Regions from separate parts of the Homo sapiens genome. Here regions 2 and 3 are each linked to region 1. A link is a contact called in ENCODE Hi-C or POLR2A ChIA-PET data. All regions are on one chromosome and are shown on one strand. The core of a region is the stretch at or near the end of the contact, and the rest is flanking DNA. Distances in the headings are between cores, read along the strand shown.

What was found. A loop is a pair of places that touch in the nucleus more often than their neighbours do. ChIA-PET counts read pairs that join two places held with the same protein, here RNA polymerase II (POLR2A). Pooled maps may share reads with other maps.
Region 2: POLR2A ChIA-PET joins it to region 1 with 11 read pairs in activated naive CD4-positive, alpha-beta T cell. The contact joins two enhancer-like sites. POLR2A ChIA-PET finds 5 or more read pairs at or near these places in 3 of 52 experiments (BJ, activated T-cell and activated naive CD4-positive, alpha-beta T cell).
Region 3: a loop to region 1 is called in a map of Right ventricle myocardium inferior, with 1.9 times the contacts of the local background. The contact joins two enhancer-like sites. A Hi-C loop is called at or near these places in 5 of 168 maps with a recorded cell type or tissue (Right ventricle myocardium inferior, Right ventricle myocardium superior, pancreas and 2 more) and 5 of 50 pooled maps.

Annotation. Positions count from the first base shown.
Region 1 is chr1:58,981,524-58,984,189 of GRCh38, forward strand. No RefSeq gene overlaps it. Among named protein-coding and RNA genes, the nearest start is that of LINC01358, 38 kb to the right of the region's middle. RefSeq lists enhancers at 1-290, 825-1,325, 1,326-1,826. Within about 2 kb of position 1,333, at least 9 of the 41 ENCODE cell types and tissues checked have a DNase peak (open chromatin) inside an H3K27ac peak, as active enhancers do; they include pancreas, where a contact is called at or near this core.
Region 2 is chr1:59,106,350-59,109,015 of GRCh38, forward strand. No RefSeq gene overlaps it. Among named protein-coding and RNA genes, the nearest start is that of HSD52, 39 kb to the right of the region's middle. RefSeq lists enhancers at 887-1,387, 1,388-1,888. Within about 2 kb of position 1,307, at least 11 of the 41 ENCODE cell types and tissues checked have a DNase peak (open chromatin) inside an H3K27ac peak, as active enhancers do.
Region 3 is chr1:59,056,278-59,058,943 of GRCh38, forward strand. The region is part of intron 2 of LINC01358 (long intergenic non-protein coding RNA 1358); the gene reads left to right. Among named protein-coding and RNA genes, the nearest start is that of LINC01358, 37 kb to the left of the region's middle. RefSeq lists an enhancer at 376-2,143. Within about 2 kb of position 1,339, at least 21 of the 41 ENCODE cell types and tissues checked have a DNase peak (open chromatin) inside an H3K27ac peak, as active enhancers do; they include pancreas, where a contact is called at or near this core.

The DNA.
Region 1 (2,666 bases), core at 83-2,582:
TAAAGGGGACAGTTCTCCTAGCCCTCCTGCTGTGCTAGTCAAAGGCCAAGGGCAGCTTTCCCTGTAACTGCTAGAACCACAACTCTGCATGTGAAGTCTTTTGGCTTTTTCTTCTGCTTTTCCAGAGGTTCTGCCCCTCCTGGGTTGGGATGCTCTATGGTAGTAGGATGCAGCTCCCCATCTTTGGAAACAGCAGCCACTGTAGTTTATTTTGCCATCTTGGAGAATCCCTGCCAGATACGGGCCATTCCACCTTTTCAACCTTAGCACCAGTCTTGGCCTACCCTTCTCCTTCTGGAATAATGGATCTCTCTTTAAGCAGAGTAATAAGGGAGAGGATATGTAAGCATTGTTCAGACCGTCAGAAAGACAAGAGTGTCCTCCTTCTCTTGGAGAGTTTGAAAAGGACATTCTTGCCATGGAATATAAGCAAGCAGACCAAAAACTAAACATATAAGCCAACGGCACAAAAACACCATTCCTTTTTTAAAAAAAAATTTATTTTAAGTCCCGGGACACATGTGCAGGACATGCAGGTTTGTTACATAGGTAAACATGTGTCATGGTGGTTTGCTGCACCTATCAACCCATCACCTAGACATTAAGCCCCGCATGCATTAGCTATTTATCCTGATGCTCTTCTTCCTCCAAACCCCTGACAGGCCCCAATGTGTGTTGTTCCGCTCCCTGTGTTCATGTGTTTTCATTGTTCAGCTCTCATTCATGAGTGAGAACACGTGGACACCATTCCTTTTTAAAAAATCACCTGTCTTGGTATCAATCTTACTGGGAGCTTAAAGACACCACTTTACAAAGACATTGAGAGGTTTGTGTTAGGGTCATCGTTTTACCTGTGAGTTTAGCAGAGGATGCTGAGGCTAGAAAGAAAACACCCAAGGAGAAGGGCACACAGCTGGAGGGGAGTGTGCTGCTGCTCTGCCCAGATGCGTCTGACTCCACTACCCAGGAGTTTCCTTTCCCCACACTGGGAAGCATTGTTCGTAGATGAACAGCCTTCCTGGAAGAGGTGACACTTGAGCTAAGTCTTAAAGAACAGAAGGCTTTCTGCTGGGTAACAGTGGTGGGAAGGCCATGATTGAAAAGGGTTAAAAAGTGTAGATGCTTTTGTAAACACAGCCAGGCAACAGGGTCAAGCAACAGGGGTGAGGCCAGTGGTGAAACAGCAGACGTGGTGGATGTGGTTGTTTTTAGTCTCTTGGATGAAGTTCAAAGCAAAAGTCCCTGATATCCCCTGGAGAGAGAACATCCAGGTTGTGTTCCTGCCCAGAGCCGAGTAAACAGGATTATTGGAACCTGCTGTGGCCTCAGCTGGACACACTGGCTGCAGCCTGGCTGGCGCAGAGGGAGAGAGTGACAGGAAAATGGCTGAGATTAGGAACCGCCCTTGCCTCTGGACTTGGGTCTCTGAGGAAATGCCTCTGTTGGGATAACCTGTCTTGGGCACTTGGAATCTGTATTTCAGGTCAGAAAATATGCATAGCCTTTGACCCACCAATTCCACTTCTAGGAATACAAGAAGGAGAAATAGTTGCTGATGTGTGAAAAGATATATGTACAAGGATGTTCAACGTAGTATTGTTGATAATAAAAAAAAATTGGAAGCAACTTAAATATCTCAGGAAACTTATAGTACATCTATATGACAGAAAAATTTTAGCCCTTAATAATCATGTGGTAAAAGACTATTCGTTGATATGAAATATTTAGAATATTTTGCCAAGTTAAAAAAAGGTTATAAGACAGTATGCACCACCTGCTCTCAATTATGTAACTATTTATCATGATGACATTTACTGAACACTTGCCATGTGCCAGCCGTGGCTCTAAGCAGTTTAAACATATTTGATTGTGCAACAAGTTTATGAAGAAGATTTCTTATTATCTCTATTTTACACATAAGGAGACTGAGACACAGAGTGTTTAAGTAATTTGTCTAAAATCACAGCAGTAAGTGGCAAAACCTGCACGTGAACAAAGCATTCTAGCTCCAGAGCCCAAATGCAAACAACTAAGTTGCCATACTCTCTTCCTATGTGTGTCCACGTTTCTGTGGTTTCTTTGATTTTCTTTCTCTTTCTTGGAGACTTTACACCCAAACGTTAGCTGTGTGTTAAGTAATCCCCTTGTAGGGCAAGAGCAGATAAATATTTTCATGATGGAAGTGAATGTTGCAGCCAGTATAGGCTCCAAAGGACATTTACACCTTGACTACAGAGAACACACTGCATGCCACTTAAGATCTTGTACAGGACAGACACAAGCAGTTCCCCAATTCACTTATTCAGCAAAATAATGATTAAGTGCCAGTTCTGCACAGGCTCTGTTCTAGGCTCTGAAGATTCAGCAGTAAGGCAAGGGACACAAGGCCAATTCTCCAATAAGACTTCCATCCTCATGGGGGAAGCAGGGAGGTAACCAGTAAATAAAGAGCCAAGAAAAATATTAGCTGGAGTTCAGTGTTCTGTAGAGTACTACAATTGGAATGGTGCCATAGGGTGGGATCATGGGCTTAGGAAGATGACCTTTAAGAGGAGACATTTGAGCTAAAACTTGAATGACCAGCAGTAGAGACACACACATACACACACACACACACACACACACACACACACGGGGTGGCAGGGAAGCAAATCCAGCAAAATGTT
Region 2 (2,666 bases), core at 57-2,556, 120 kb after region 1:
GCAATAACTGCAGGGAGAGAGCAGAAAAAGAACACGTACTGAACCCTGTGCAGACTCTGCGATACTAATAAAAGCTAATGTTCACTCAAAGCTTACTGTTTGCCAGATGCTGTTTTAAGTGCTTTTGTATGAATGAACTCACTTAATCTTCAGATCAACACTATAAAGTAACAATTATTATTCTCCCATTTTCCAAATAAGGTTCAGAAAGGTTCAGGAACTTGCCCAAAGACACTCTGCTAGAAGGGGCAGGGCCCAGGGTTGAACTCTCATGGTCAGACCCCAGAGCTCACATACTGGACCTCTAACCTCGTGCTCCTCCTCACCATGATTGCTGGACCAGCATCATCAGCATCCTTTGGAGACGTGCTAGGAAGACCATGCTCTCCAACCCACCCAATCAGAAAGTGGGGGTGTAGTACAGTGGGGCCCTCTGGTTTTTTATATTTATTTTATTTTATTATTATTATTATTATTATTATTATTATTATTATTATTATTACTATTATTTGAGACAGGGTCTTGCTCTGCTGCCCTGGCTGGAGTGCAGTGGTGTGATCATGGCTCACTGCAGCCTCTACTTCCTGGGGTCAAGCGATCCTCCGACCTCAGCCTCTCAAGTAGCTGGGACTATAGGTGCAGGTGCACACCACAAAACCCAGCTTTTTTTTTTTTTTTTTTTTTTTGAGAAACTGGGTCTCACTACGTTTCCCAGGCTGGTAGCAAACTCCTGGGCTCAAGCAATCCTCCTGCCCCAGCCTCCCAAAGGCTTGGATTACAGGCATGAGCCATTGCATCTGGCCTAGCTCTATTTTAACAAGCTTCCCCCACTCCTCAAGTGATTATCATGTATGATAAATTTTGAGAACCTTGCTCTAGATACTAACTGCTTTCAGTAACTCATAAAATTTTTTATAATTAAGGATAATTAACACCACTATTTCACTGAGGCAACTGAGCCTCAAAAGGGTCTCATGCTCATGGGTCAAACAGCTAGAAAATAGTACAGCCAGGATTTCAACCTGAGCCCCCTATGTCGAAACACCGGCTTTTTTCACTATACCATGCCCATGTTCAGTACCTCTCCAGAAATCAGTTTATCCAGAAGTAGAAGAGAGGGAGAAAAGAGAGTGGGAAGGCACTGGCCCTGATACCAGAGGAGGGTGAAAAAAGAGGATACATATGGAAAAATTGGCCAAACCTCATCTCTTTGGTCATCATGCCCCTAAAGTGGTGGTGGCAGCTTGGTTCTGCCTTGTTGGGCAACCTCATGTGTGCTGGGCTGCTGATTTTCCTGGGCCTCAAGCATCGGACCTATTCTTAGCTCAGCCCCGATGGGACATGTTTGCCGGGTATTGCCAAATCACAAGAACAATCACACCCTAGTAGCAGGCAGGCTATGCTTGGCTCACAGACCATGCAGGGCTGTCTGGGCATGTACCCAGCCTCCGCCCAGATGCTGGTCCCACCTGGACCAGCCCTAGGTGGGAAGAAAGAGATTCCAGGGGAATCCGGGCCATTGCAAATCCTTTCTCTAGTCACAAGATGCTGTTGCTGAACAGGATCTCAAAAATCCAAGAGGCCCACAGGGGCACTGTAACTTATCGCTGGTCACCCAGCCAGTGGGTGGTAAGGTGGAATTCAGAATCCCAGTCCTCCTGACTTCTTTTCCCTATGCCGTACAATCTGAGTTCTCCAATATGTTTGTTTATTTGTGTTCTGTCTGCTTCTGCTAACCAGAAAAAAAAAAAAAATTAGCCAAGGAATGCCAATACCCATTGTAACAGATGGAACCTCCCAGGAGGCGGTTTGCAAATGGAGACAGCAAACTGGCGACCCCAGGAGGTGATTTTTTATGAACAGCATTAGGGATCCAGTGGCACTGGTAAAAGGAACAAAAAGTATGCCTCACAATTGTAGGCAGCACTTTTATGCTAATGTCCCCCCCCCAAGTGTTAAACGTTTGCTTTCCTTTATTAGCTAATATCACAAGTTACTCAAGAGAGAAGAGGGGCCAGATGTTTCATTATTATTAATTATAAAGATATAAGTAATGATAATAACTGCTGTCTTTGGTGTCAGGCTTTGTGTTTTACATTCATCAGCTCATTTAAGCCTTACAATAATGTCGTGAGGTGAGTAATATTAATATTAGCTTCATTTTACAAATGGAGAAATGAAGGCTCAGAGAGGGTAAGTCACTTGCTCAAGGTCATACAGCTGGTAAGTGTCAGAGCCAGGCCCAAGAGCTCCAAAGTATGTGAGCTTAAACTTATGGAACACCCCTTTTAGAAAAGAGGAGACTGGTTGGGAAAGCAGAAGACAGATGGACAAACAGATGTGACAGCTGCCTTCACATAGCAAATGCTTTATTTTGTAGAATAAAGAATAAGCAAGACCTGTTTCCTGAAAACACCAGAGCAGCTACATAGAAGTTACAGGGTTGCACATGTCATTCAGTGTAAGAAATGACCACTGTTGACTCACAGAGAAAGTTGTTCAGATGGTAGCCCCCATCTCTGGAAATGCACATCATAATTGCACTAGGTGATTATCTAGTCCAGACCTCTCTTCTACTCCATTGTAAATGAAGTAGAGAGAGGTCTGGACTAGACAATCCCTAAAATCCCTTCCAGCTGGGGGATTCTACAGTTTGTGAGCATTTA
Region 3 (2,666 bases), core at 89-2,588, 75 kb after region 1:
GGAAATATCATCATGTGAAAAAGCTGGGAGGAAAAACAGACTCATTCATTTGTTCATTCATTCATACATTCATTCAACAAATTCTTATGGAGCCCAATCTTTGTGCACAACTGTTCTAGGTACAAGAACTAACAATGAACAGAACAAAGGGGTGTGTGATCCAGTCCTTGCTCTGTTCACTGAGCTCTGCCCAGCGGCTGGTTGCTTTCACACGAGGAAAACCTTTTTTTCTGCTCTCTTGGCACAAATTGCTGGAGCTGAATGTACCAGGGTGGGTGAAGGGGAGGATGAGGTCAGAGAGGTAACAGGGCCAGGCAAGCCATTGTCAGGATTTTGGATTTTACTGTGTACGGAATGTGTTTGCCAGAACAATGCGGGAGTTGCAGAGAGAGGTGTCCTGTGTTTGTTCCCAGTCTTCCTTCACTCACCTGCACCTGCTCCTGCCCTGCTTCGGCCAACATGTTCTATGCAGGTAGGTAAAAAAGTTGGAAATTTCATTTCTCTCCCTGTGTCTCTAAGATGACATCTATCAAACCTCTGATTCTCTTTTGGTTCTTTACAGAAACCCCACTTGAAATTTTCAGGTAGGATGGGGAGAAGGGCAAACCTATTGTTTCCTTCAAACCTAGTAATATCTAACTGAACCCTCTCTATCGGCAGGGTGGTTTTGCTGATGAGACAGCTGCAGTTTGGGGAGTGTGATATCAAGGAAAGCAGTGTCTTGAGTCTGTCACTTTCTCTCTCTGTCCCATTGGGTAAGTCAGTTCTCCTCTCTGGTTGAGAAGGAGAGGGTTTGGGACTCAAACTTTATTCTTGTTAAGTTTCCTTTCTCCTCTAATATTCCTTGAACACTTGTCAGTTTTTTCCATCTCAAAAGTTCCCCTCTTCAGGCTTTGAAATGTGTGAACTGTTGAAAAAGACTGGGAGGTGCAGAGTGAAGAGGGAATGGGGGCTGGGCAGGCCTAGAGGGGTCCAGCACCAAAGAGCAGCCAGAGCCCCGGGGGGCCGTCTTGGTGACTGCTGGGGAAAGTACTAGCTCTCCTCGCAGAGGGAGCTCTGACAGGCTCAATCCAAACCAGATGTGCAGCAGAGAGAGCACAGCCTATTACAAAGTGTTGTGAAATGGCCCAGGGGAGGTAAATAAGCAAAAACAGGCCAGTTGCCTAGCAGCACATACAACAAAACAAGCAGCCAATCCATTCGCATTGGACAGGGCAGAATAGCTTTCTGCAGTAGGGAAAAAGAGACAGGGAGGGTTTGAGTCTGATGAGGACCCAGGGGACCTGCTCTCCAGCAACCTGTTCCCACTCCCTCCAGGCCACTCCTATGCTGCGGGGTGGCAGGGCTGCCACTGGACCTGCTCAGCCTGGTTCCACAGCCTCGGGGGCTTTGCACCTGGCTAACCCACAGGGTCATGGTCAGGGCCTTCCCCCCAGTGGTGGATGGTTGGGGTGAGGGCTGTCTGCACCCACTCCTGAGAATGGTGCTTGGCTGTATCCACTAGGAGGGGACAGGACTACAAAAATCTGCTAAAGTTCTTTGACAAGGTGCTTTACATGTGACTCTCCGTCATTCATTCCTTCATATACCATGTATTTCTTGAGTACCGTCTATGTACCAGGCACTGTGACTGACTCCAGGAGGAGACGTAAAGGAAGAAAATAGAAACACTCTTTGCTCTCTAGGGATCTACAACCTATGGGAGGAGACAGAAATTAATAAGGAATTGCACAATCAAATGCATGATTGTAAATCATGCTGAATGCTTTAAAGGAAAAGAAAGGGGTTGAGGAGTTGGATTCAAACAAAGTATTCTGGGCAGGCCTCTTTTAGGAAGGCAAGTTGAAACTTAAAGAATGAGCAGGGATTAGCCAGGTAAAAAGAAGAGAAAGGGAGTCCCCAGAAGCAGGCAGGCAAAAAGGCCTTGAGGTGGGGAAGAGGTGGCTGCTTGGGGTAAATTACAAAAAAGAGAGTGGTGCTGGAGAACTGTCAGTGAAGGGGGTGGTGAAGTAGAGAGGGAGGCAGGGGCCAGATCAAGTAATCCTTTCCATGAGAAAAGGATATGAGATTTTGTCCTAAGTACAATGAGAAATCTTTGGGGTTTATTTACTGATGACAATACTGAGGAAGCTTCAGGAGTCCTGAGTTGATCAGATTCACTTTTTAAAATTAAAAAAAAAATTGTGAGACAGGGTCTCTGTTGCAAGTCTGGAGTGGTCTGATCATAGTTCACTGCAGACTCGAACTCCTGGGCTCAAGCAATTCTCCTGCTTCAGCCTCCCGAGTAGCTGGGACTACAGGCATGCGGCACCACACCCAGTATATTAACATTTTTAAAAGATTACTCCTGGGTACGACATGGCAATTCTGAAAGGGAATGAGAGAGGGGACAAGAGGGAGGGGTTAGGAGGCTAGGATTTTAGCAAAGTAAAAGTGTAGAAGTCCATAAACTGGCCCAAGGTCACAGGCAGAGCTGAGATCCAAGCCTGGACCTATGTGGTAACCACCAAGCTAGTGTCTCCAGGTTTCTGCCTCCCAAGACTAACTTGCTGGAGCCGTGGAAGCCACCTCAGCTCCTCTCCCAAGGAGTAAGTGTGTGTCTCCATCAGAGCTGGGGGGTAAGCAAGCACTGGCCTGGAAAGAACTCATTATGACAGTAGCTAGCC